Regions from separate parts of the Homo sapiens genome. Here all the other regions are linked to region 2. Evidence: chromatin contacts called from ENCODE Hi-C or POLR2A ChIA-PET data. All regions are on one chromosome and are shown on one strand. Each heading gives the region's core, a stretch centred on a gene start or an enhancer-like site at or near the end of the contact. The rest is flanking DNA. Distances are from core to core; before and after follow the strand shown. Region 1 overlaps ENTREP1 (endosomal transmembrane epsin interactor 1). Region 2 overlaps FXN (frataxin). Region 3 holds the start of ENTREP1 (endosomal transmembrane epsin interactor 1).

Region 1 (3,059 bases), core at 317-2,816, 320 kb before region 2:
GAGTTTGGGTTTGGAAATTCTTAGGAAAGGAAATGAGTGGGGTTTGGGGGGGCTCTGCTTTAAGAAATGCCCATGTCAACCACGTCAATGCCCAAGACCCCCTCAGTCTTCGGTTTTCTTTAATAGGCTACATCCCCAGAGTAAAAACCAGATCCATGTTCAAGAAATAGGTTGGAGACTCCTTGATCCCTGGCTCAAGCCAACTTCTGAGAACAGAGACACCCTGGAGTAGCGGAGGTGGGGTGGGGTGCACGGCCCCCTCCTGTATTACAAATCAATTCACAAAGTAGCGAACCCATCTTTGGACAGAAACCTCAACTGCAATCAGACTTCTGTTTATGACAGTAACTCGAGAAGCCTTTTCTCAAGGAGATGCCAACGCATGAAGTGGTTGTATTTATAGAAGTTAAACAAACCTCTTCTGAGAGGTCATAATACCTTACAGGAAATGGGGAGCCTCTGTTGTGTGAAAACTCTGGATAAAACTGGTCATAAAATAGTAACAATCATGAATATTCTTGCCTGCCTGCTTAAAAGAAAGAAAATTACCAACTGAGGTTAAACCATGAGTGTCTATAAAGTTGATTTATACCGTGAATCTAGAAAAGTTGGTCACATTGTGAAATATTTTTGATAGGACATGTATCTAAATGTGAATAAATTCAGCCCTTTTGAAAAGGAAAGTGGACTGCACTCTGATATTGGTAAAATTTCCAAAAATAAAGGTGTTTGCCCATTGGCAATATGATTATAGGGCTCTAGGCACGTATTTTAGACTGGGCAATGTCTTCTTTCTCACAAGACTGTTTTGCTTTAACTCCCTCCTTCGGCCTTCTTTCTAGAAAGTTTTGAAGGATAAAGCCCTTGATGAGAAGCTTGTCTGTTTTCTTCCAACCTGGATTTGGCCAGAGGCTGTCTCAGGACTCAGAGAGACAAATCCGAGGATGCACCTAGATCTTAAAGAGTGGAAATATCTGCAGTGATGAGCATTATTATGGTGAAGCAGAGAAGAGAAAGGAAAGCGAGGAGACAGGAAGGTCGGGAGTGCTCAGAGCACACTGCTGGATGGCTCGGCTCCTAAACCCACATGAGTCACTTTCCCTTTCTGCCACTGCAGAAACTAAATCTGTCTGCTGCCTCCTCCTAGGTCAACAGAGTGCTCATCCGCAACCTCAGTGTCAAAGAATTCTTCTTATTGGAGAGGGTATTTCTCATCCCCACCATGAAATATCAGTCATTTTTTACTGTCCTCCAATGTACCCTCTACAGACAGCCTGAGACGGCGCTAAGATTTTTGCAAATGTGTCCTCAGGTACAGAAAGAACATGTGTTTTGCTGCCATATCTCTTCAGCCTCTGTCATTCTTGGCTCATTTCCTGAAAGATTAAGGAAGCCATCCCAGCCCCTGAGGCTTTGAAATTCCAGTAGAGGCCACTCCCTGAACACCAGAGAGGCCAAGCTGTCCCACAGGCCTAGCCCAGGCCACCTGTCACCCAGCTGACATCCCCTCCAGCTTTGCAGTCATCTCTGCCCCTGCCTGGGCAAGTGAGCTGGGGAGGGTATAGACGTAGGGTTCAGGTATAACTGAGGGACGAGTCAGCAGCTAAGCCACTGAAAAGAACACTAACAGTGTCTGGGTGGCAGCCCCACTGGTGACCTATCTCAAAGTCACATACCATCACCCTGGACATTAGAAAATACTTCTCTAAAAACCTCAAGCTCAGCACCAAGTTAGTTTGATAAGTCTCTACATGTACTACAGGGATTAAAAAATAGAAATTTCTGGCCCTCTGAATATGAAGCTAAAGACACTAGTATTTCTGTGGAATTAAGAGATTCTCTTTCAAAAAGTTCAACAGATGTTTGCTTATCCTTTAAACTCAGCTTAAGTTCACTTCATCCAGGAAGCCATCTCTGACTGCCTTGCCACTCTGGGTTAGGTGTACCTTCTCTGTGCACCCAAAGTCCCTCTTTTGAATATTACCGTGATCCTTCCAACACACATTTTAATGACCTAGACTGTGAGCTCCTTAATGGTAGAGGAGGAAGCAGGTCTAGCTCATTTTGAATTCCAATAACCCAGCACAGAGGATTCCACGTTTGTTGAATGAATAAACGAATGAAGTCATTCTTTTTTTTTTTTTTGAGACAAAGTCTCGCTCTCACCCAGGCTGGAGTGCAGTGGTGCGATCTCAGCTCACTGCAAGCTCCACCTCCCAGGTTCATGCCATTCTCCTGCCTCAGCCTCCCAAGTAGCTGGGACTACAGGTGCCCACTACCATGCCCGGCTAATTTTTTTGTATTTTTAGTAGAGACGGGGGTTAGCCAGGATGGTCTTGATCTCCTGACCTCATGATCTGCCCGCCTCAGCCTCCCAAAGTGCTGGGATTACAGGTGTGAGCCACCACGCCGCGCCTAAATGAAGTCATTCTTTAAAAAAAGGTTTGATTCTAGAAGTTGCTAACAATCAGACAGATGTATGCGGCATTTCACTGTACCAATAAAAATCCTTGATATTTAAGAAGGTCAAAATTTTAAGTTTGAAATTTGAAAAGGAAAATAAGTATGGTATCTATTTTTTCTAGACCAGGGAGAGACAATTAATAATTAATCTCTTTTTAATGGCTAGGAAGAATTTCTTGATTGTTGAGACCTGCTGATGGTATTACAATGAAACATCGATTTGGCCTAACTGGGAGTGTTTCCAAGGCAACAGCGACTCTCAATCATGTCAAATTACAGCTGTTATCTCCCTGGGTGTCAGTTTCCCTTAGAAAGCTAATTGAAATTGAAAATGTCTATCTTCAGGCCAAAGTTTAACTTTTCTTTGGATTCATCTGTTTTATCAGACAAAAAGAGAAAGTAAGACAGAAAACAGAGAGAGAGAGACAGAGAGAATAGAAACCCCTGAAAAACAGCATAATTGTTTTTCATTTTTCTAAAGAAGGCTGGCAGAGGTGGACTCTCTAAAAGCCATACCACAGGGTTCACTAGCTGATTTTGTCACTCATTGGGCTAACGTTCCTCAAGTCAGGAAAAATTTTTCTTTTTCTTTTTCA
Region 2 (3,194 bases), core at 445-2,944:
TCGGGAGGCTGAGGCAAGAGAATCACTTGAACCCAGGAGGTGGAGGTTGCGATGAGCTGAGATCACACCACTACACTCCAGCCTGGGCAACAGAGCAAGACTCCATCTCAAAAAGAAAAAAAAAAAAAAGACTCACTTCACCACTGGTATCAACTCATCACCTAATTCTGCCCTTCCTTTTTAGTGGTTTCAGCACAACTGACTAGCATTCCTTCCTGATAACCACTGACCACAGAGTGGTCTAAGACAGGGTCTTGCCCTGTCATCCTGGCTGGAGAACAGTGGTGCGATCATGGCTCACAGCTGCCTCGAACTCCCAGTCTTAAGTGATGCTCCTGCTTCAGCCTACCAAATAGCTAGGTTATGTAGATATGCAGTCTCATTTTGTTGCCCTGTAATACATGTTAGTGTTAAGTTTCTGCCTAAGGTGAACATGGGAGACATGCTGCACACGTTAGCTTACTCCACATGTGTGCATATTCATAGATCCTCCCTTTGTGAATATTCATAGATCCTCCCATAATCTGTTGAATATGTATGCTTAGCTACGCCTCTCAGCATAAATTCATGTTCCCTTTGCCCCTTCTTGGAAGTGCTTGTTTTTCAGTTATGGCCAGAGGCTCTGCTTCCTGCCTACAGGTAGTGGGACCCTCTTTAGAAATAGTCCTCCTTTCTAAATTTATAGATTTGTGGCTGGGTGTGCTGGCACACACCTGTAATCCCGGTGCTTTGGGAGGCCGAGGTGAGAGAATCGCTTGAGGCCAGGAGTTTGAGACCAGCCTGGGAAACATAGCGAGACCCATAAATAAAATAAAATAATTAGCCGAGTATGGTGGCATGTGCCTGTAGTCCCAGCTACTAGGGAGGCTGAGGTGGAACGATCACTTGAGCCCAGAAGCTTGAGGCTGCAGTGAGCTATGATTGTGCCACTGCACTCCAGCCTGGGTGACAGAGCGAGGCCCTGTCTCTAAAAATAATAATACTAAATACCATATTTTTATATAAATATATTTAATTAAATATAAATATATTTGTGACTTTTTCAGTTCAATAGAAGTAAACCAAAAGATGACTTTTGCCAGGTGCCGTGGCTCATGCCTGTTAACCCAGCACTTTAGGAGGCTGAGGCGGGTGGATCACTTGAGATCAGGAGTTTGAGACCAGCCTGGCCAACATGGTGAAACCCCATTTCTACTAAAAATACAAAACTTAGCCCTGTATTGTGGTACATGTCTGTAATCCCAGCTACTCAGGAGGTTGAGGCGGGAGAATCGCTTGAACCTGGGAGGCAGAGGTTGCAGTGAGCTGAGATCACACAACTGCACTCCAGCCTGGGTGACAGAGCTAGGCTTCAACTCAAAAAAAAAAAAAAAGAAGAAGAAGAAGTAAACCAAACGCAGCTGCTAGAATATTGGCACATTTGCTTCTAACAAAACATTCATGCAAAGTACTCTGGTCAAACTGGGGCTTCACTAATCCTATAAAAACAGGTTTCATGACTGTTTTTGTAGCTTGCTAATCAATGTCTGCATGTGTGGGCAGAGTTTAGCCTGCAACTTGGTTTCCCTGCAGTTACAGGCTCTAGTAGAGGCTAGGGGAGAGAAGGCCCTTAACTCCCCCACCTCTGATCAGGCTGTGGATGCTCAAGTTGGTAGGTCAGTTTGTAAGAGTTCCCAAGCAGCCCGGCCCTCTAGGGCTGCCTGTGCAAGCACTTTAAAGCCCTGCCCAGGCACTACTGCATTTTTTGCTGCTAACAGCAATTACTGAATCTACTTGAAAGGCATTCAATCCTTCCCTGCTCCATTGCTCCTTTTTTGTTTTTTCAATTCCCTCACTGTCCTTATAGTCAGGCTTGATACCTTCTCTAAGACTTGGTTGCCTCCTCCATTATGTGGAGTGCCTTCTCCATTCAGTGCTCCCGCTGCAATTTCCAATACTATTTCTATCGCTTTAGTCTGATGGCTGATTGTCCTCAACAATTCCATGATTGAATCCAAAATGCACGCTTCGTGACATTTTCTGGTATTAGTCAATTGCCATCAAGAGGATTAACATCTTTGAGGAGCCAGGCGCGGTGGCTCACACCTGTAATCCTAGCACTTTGGGAGGCTGAGGTGGGAGGATTACTTGAGTTCAGGAGTTCAAAACCAGCCTGGCCAACGTGGTGAAACACTGTCTCTACTAAAAATACAAAAATTAGCTGGGTGTGGGGGCGTGTGCCTATAATTCCAGCTACTTGGGAGGTTGAGGCAGGAGAACTGCTTGAACCCGAGAGGCAGAGGTTGCAGTGAGATCATGCCACTGCACTCCAGGCTGAATAACAGAGGGAGACTCTGTCTCAAAAAACAAACAAACAGACAAACAAACCAACCAACCCAGAAAACCATCTTTGAGGGATTTTCTCCCACTGGCAAAAAAGAACTACTTTAAGGCCTAAGCAATAATTCTAAACCCAAAGGCAGACCCTTGCCCAAATCTGCCACCTGGTGGCCAGTCGATAAAGACCAGCACTTCCCTGGCTTCTAGGATCTGGGGCTAATGTTTCATCCAACTCAGAAGTTCTCACACCAGGCCGGACCTGGTGGCTCACGCCTGTTATCCCAAAACTTTGGAAGGCTGATGGGGGTGGACCATTTGAGGTCAGGAGATCGAGACCAGCCTAACCAACATGGTGAAACCCCGTCTTTACTAAAATGCAAAAATTAGCTGGGCATGGTGGCAGATGCCTATAATCCCAGCTACTCGGGAGGCTGAGGCAGGAGAACTGCTTGAACCCAGGAAGCGGAGCAGTGAGCCGAGATTGCGCCACTGCACTCCAGCCTGGGTGACAGAGTGAGACTCCTTCAAAAAAAAACAAGTTCTCATACTAGCTGCATATTGGAATCATCTGTGGAGCTTAAAAATCCCAGTGCCCTGCCCAGGTCATGCCACACCCCAGACCAAGTAATCAAAATCTCTAGGAATAAGACCTAGGGATACACATTAGAATCCCAGGTGAGCTTTTCAAAAATATGCTTCCCAGGAATGCACCCGACCTACCCCATCACTGTCTCACAGGAGCAGGGCTCAAGTCTTTGTAATCTAAATAACTTTTGGGCAGTTATCTTATCCCTACTGAAGAACTACGGGTCTAGTTTGTTGTTCCCTCCATCTGCCTGCTGGACAAATACACACTCAGGCCCCTCTCTGATTTG
Region 3 (3,024 bases), core at 285-2,784, 270 kb before region 2:
CTTAAAAATAAAAATTAAAAATTAAAAAAAAAAGATATAAAGAGAGGTTATTTACTGTGCTCATCTTCCATAGTCATTCCACAAAGATGTGTTTCCAAGTCTCTCAACACCCAGAAAACGTCAAGGGGTTGGATGCCTTGGAAATTGTGAGATTGTTAGGAGGCAGGGGGGAGTGGCCACCCGGTGTCCATAGATACTGGCTGGCAGCAGCTTTTCTCTGAAGTTGGGCACTCTTTGGCCCCAGGCTCAGCGTTCCCGGTTGGAGGAGGGAGGAGTGGGTCCTGTAGAGCAGACATCTCTAGCTAGCTGCTGGGCACTCCAGGACTTTTGGCCAGCTCATCCATAATGACAGGTCCCGGTTCTCACAAACTGAATTCTGCACAGCAGCCTGCATGGCTCCAGGAACCCAGTGGGGTTAAGGCCTTCCTTTAATGACCAGGTACAAGCGCCAGTTCACACACACCCCCTCATTACCTCCTGAACTCGTCTGGGGGTCGAGCCACCCTACACATTTCACATTTACGTGTGTCTTAATGCAGAATAAAACAAGCGATGTGCCCCAGTCAAACTGTCCCATCTCACAAATACACCTACTATGTGCCAGGCATTCTTGATACATCAGTGAACAAAAATGATCAAAATCCCTGCCCTCCCAGCACAGACGTTGTCAGTGCAGCAAATACTCAATAACCAAAAGAAGTTTAATCATTTTCCTCCCACTTTCCTGCCACCCACACCCTGTCCTTCCAATCTCCCAAAGAGCTGGGTGTCTTTAATTCTATTAGCTTGACAGGGAAAATAAAATTCTTCAGCCTGCGCGCAACAGACACTACCCAGGTGCAACCCAATTCACCCCTGAACTCGACCGTCGCGGAACATTTTTCTCCAGCCTCCAAAAACTTCAGGTGGCGTGAGGCTCCCCCAACTGCAGCCCTGGAGGCCAACAAAGGGGCAATGGAGAGGAACGACCAGAGCCCCCTATCACCGGGATGACCGGGCGAACGGGGCGCGCGCGCGGTACTCACCGAGGAGCCGGCCCAGAACGGGCACGAGTTCTTCACCTGCGGGGAGCTGCTCAGCGACAGCGCCCCGAAGCTGAGCGCCACCATGCAGCAGCCCAAGATCAGCTGAAGCAGCCCAAGTGACAGCAGCGGGCGGGCGGGCAGCAGCGCGGAGCCCGGGGCCGCGGCGGCAGCGGCGGCGACTGCCCGGCGGGAGGAGAGCGCCGGCGGCGCGGCCAGCACCCCGGCAGCAGCGGTGGCCGCGCAGCGAGGCCGCGACGGGGGCTGCAGCGCGCCCCGGGGCCAGCGCGGCCGCAGCGGGGGCAGCGGCGGCTCCTGAGCGGCGGCGGCAGCGGCGCCCGGGCCCCCGGCCTGCGGCCCACCCGAAAGCCCAGCCACGGGGCAGCAGGAGCCCGGGAGCACCACGGGCAGGGACATGGACGGACGGGGAAGGGTGCGGCCGGGTGCGGCCGGCTGCGGCGGGCAGAGGACGCGGAGCGGAGCCGAGCCGAAGGCGCAGCACACTGGGCACTGCAGACGGGCTCCGAGGCCGAGGGGGAGGGAAGGAAATGCGCACGGCCCAACCACTTGCTGCCGCCGCTGCCGCTGCCCTGGCTCCAGCCGGCCGCACCCACCTGCCGCCTGGCGGGTCCGCCTCCCGCTGGCCCTGGGCGCACCCTCACTCTCACCCACGCGCACTCCGTGCTCGCGCTGTGCCGGGGCAAGTGCGCCACAGCCTCAGGGTCCCCGCCGAACCTGCGCCGGCTTCCTGGGGTCCTGGGAGGGTGCCCTGCCCCAAATATTTAAGTAAGTCCCTCGAGGTGGGAGGCACCTCACGGCCAGGACACGTCAGCGCCGGCCACCGAGAGTCTCAGCGTCTGTCCCCACCCGCCGAGCTGGGGCTAGAGAAGAGCGAGGAGCCTTCTCTGTCCAGCCACGAGAGAGGCCCTGGCGCGCTTTAGTGAGAAGGGGGCCCGCCCTTAAACTTTTGCCCAAGGAGGGGGATGCCTGGAGGAGGGGCTTTGGGGCGACTCGATGGGAAGAGGTGTAAGCCAAGGACTTCGGGAAGGACGACGCCGAGCGCAGTTACCGCTCACAGGGCGCAGGACGTGCCTACCTCGCATCGGCGCGGGAGTGCTTTCCCGGCATCTCGGTAGGAGCGGGAATGAAAGGACTGGGTTACCTTGGAAGCATCCAGCATCCGTAAAGAAAGTACCCGGGGCAGCCCGGAGTGCATGGCAAGTGTAACGCTCTGTCCTCTCATTGACTTATGAGCTATATCAGGCATCTATTAGGCATCACCTGATAGAACACGGAACCCCCAAACTTCCGAGGAAATATCCTAATAAAATCCTAAACTACTCTGGTAATTTATGAAAAATCTTTAGAGCAAAAAAAAAAAAAAAAAAAAAAAAAAGATTCCTCTTTGCAAAATGAATTCCCTTAATAATATACTTTTCACCTCGGAAGAATTCTAATGCGTAGAAAGTTTCGTGCCTAAAATGATTATAATGGACTTTTTTTCCTGATAAGAACCAGAGCAGTGTTCTTTGCAGTTAGTCAGTTCCAGTATTAGAAAGCTTATCTTACCATAAGGTATTTAACATCCTCCTACCCAATAAACCAAGAAAAGTATGTGTCAGTTTTTATGCTCTGCTTGTGGAAGCTGGATTTATATTGGTCGTTACACTTTAACCCAATGTAATATACTGTCAATGTGCCCAAGTTTACATGCACACTTCTTAAATTATTAAAGCACTTGTCTTTAATGGTGCCTAGGACTTCCTTTACAGACTGCTCCCATGAATAAATTCAAATTCTGGAGGAAAAGGGAAATGTCTTTCAAAATAAGTGTTTAAAGTCTGTTGATTCATGCAGGGGTTTTTTGTTTTGTTTTGTTTTGTTTGAGATGGTGTCTCGCTCTGTTGCCCAGGCTGGAGTGCAATGGCGTGATCTCGGCTCACTGCAACCTCCGCCTCCCGGGTTCAAGCGATTCTCCTGCCTCAGCCTCCAGAGTAGCTGG

What was found. A loop is a pair of places that touch in the nucleus more often than their neighbours do. ChIA-PET counts read pairs that join two places held with the same protein, here RNA polymerase II (POLR2A). Pooled maps may share reads with other maps.
Region 1: a map of IMR-90 shows a loop between it and region 2 (3-fold over the local background). The contact joins two enhancer-like sites. A Hi-C loop is called at or near these places in 3 of 168 maps with a recorded cell type or tissue (IMR-90, aorta and dorsolateral prefrontal cortex) and 1 of 50 pooled maps. POLR2A ChIA-PET finds 5 or more read pairs at or near these places in 1 of 52 experiments (BJ).
Region 3: a loop to region 2 is called in a map with no recorded cell type, with 5 times the contacts of the local background. The contact joins the promoter of ENTREP1 here to the enhancer-like site in region 2. A Hi-C loop is called at or near these places in 1 of 168 maps with a recorded cell type or tissue (esophagus muscularis mucosa), 1 of 37 single-sample maps with no recorded cell type and 8 of 50 pooled maps. POLR2A ChIA-PET finds 5 or more read pairs at or near these places in 2 of 52 experiments (A673 and activated T-cell).

Annotation. Positions count from the first base shown.
Region 1 is chr9:69,377,843-69,380,901 of GRCh38, reverse strand. The region is part of intron 6 of ENTREP1 (endosomal transmembrane epsin interactor 1); the gene reads right to left. Among named protein-coding and RNA genes, the nearest start is that of ENTREP1, 54 kb to the right of the region's middle. Within about 2 kb of position 1,566, at least 7 of the 41 ENCODE cell types and tissues checked have a DNase peak (open chromatin) inside an H3K27ac peak, as active enhancers do.
Region 2 is chr9:69,053,676-69,056,869 of GRCh38, reverse strand. All of the region lies in intron 3 of FXN (frataxin), which reads right to left. Among named protein-coding and RNA genes, the nearest start is that of FXN, 20 kb to the right of the region's middle. RefSeq lists enhancers at 1,036-1,535, 1,536-2,037. Within about 2 kb of position 1,694, at least 3 of the 41 ENCODE cell types and tissues checked have a DNase peak (open chromatin) inside an H3K27ac peak, as active enhancers do.
Region 3 is chr9:69,323,725-69,326,748 of GRCh38, reverse strand. ENTREP1 (endosomal transmembrane epsin interactor 1) reads right to left here and starts at 1,534. Exons shown (of 11, transcript NM_001347995.2): 1 at 1,026-1,534. The coding sequence starts at 1,439.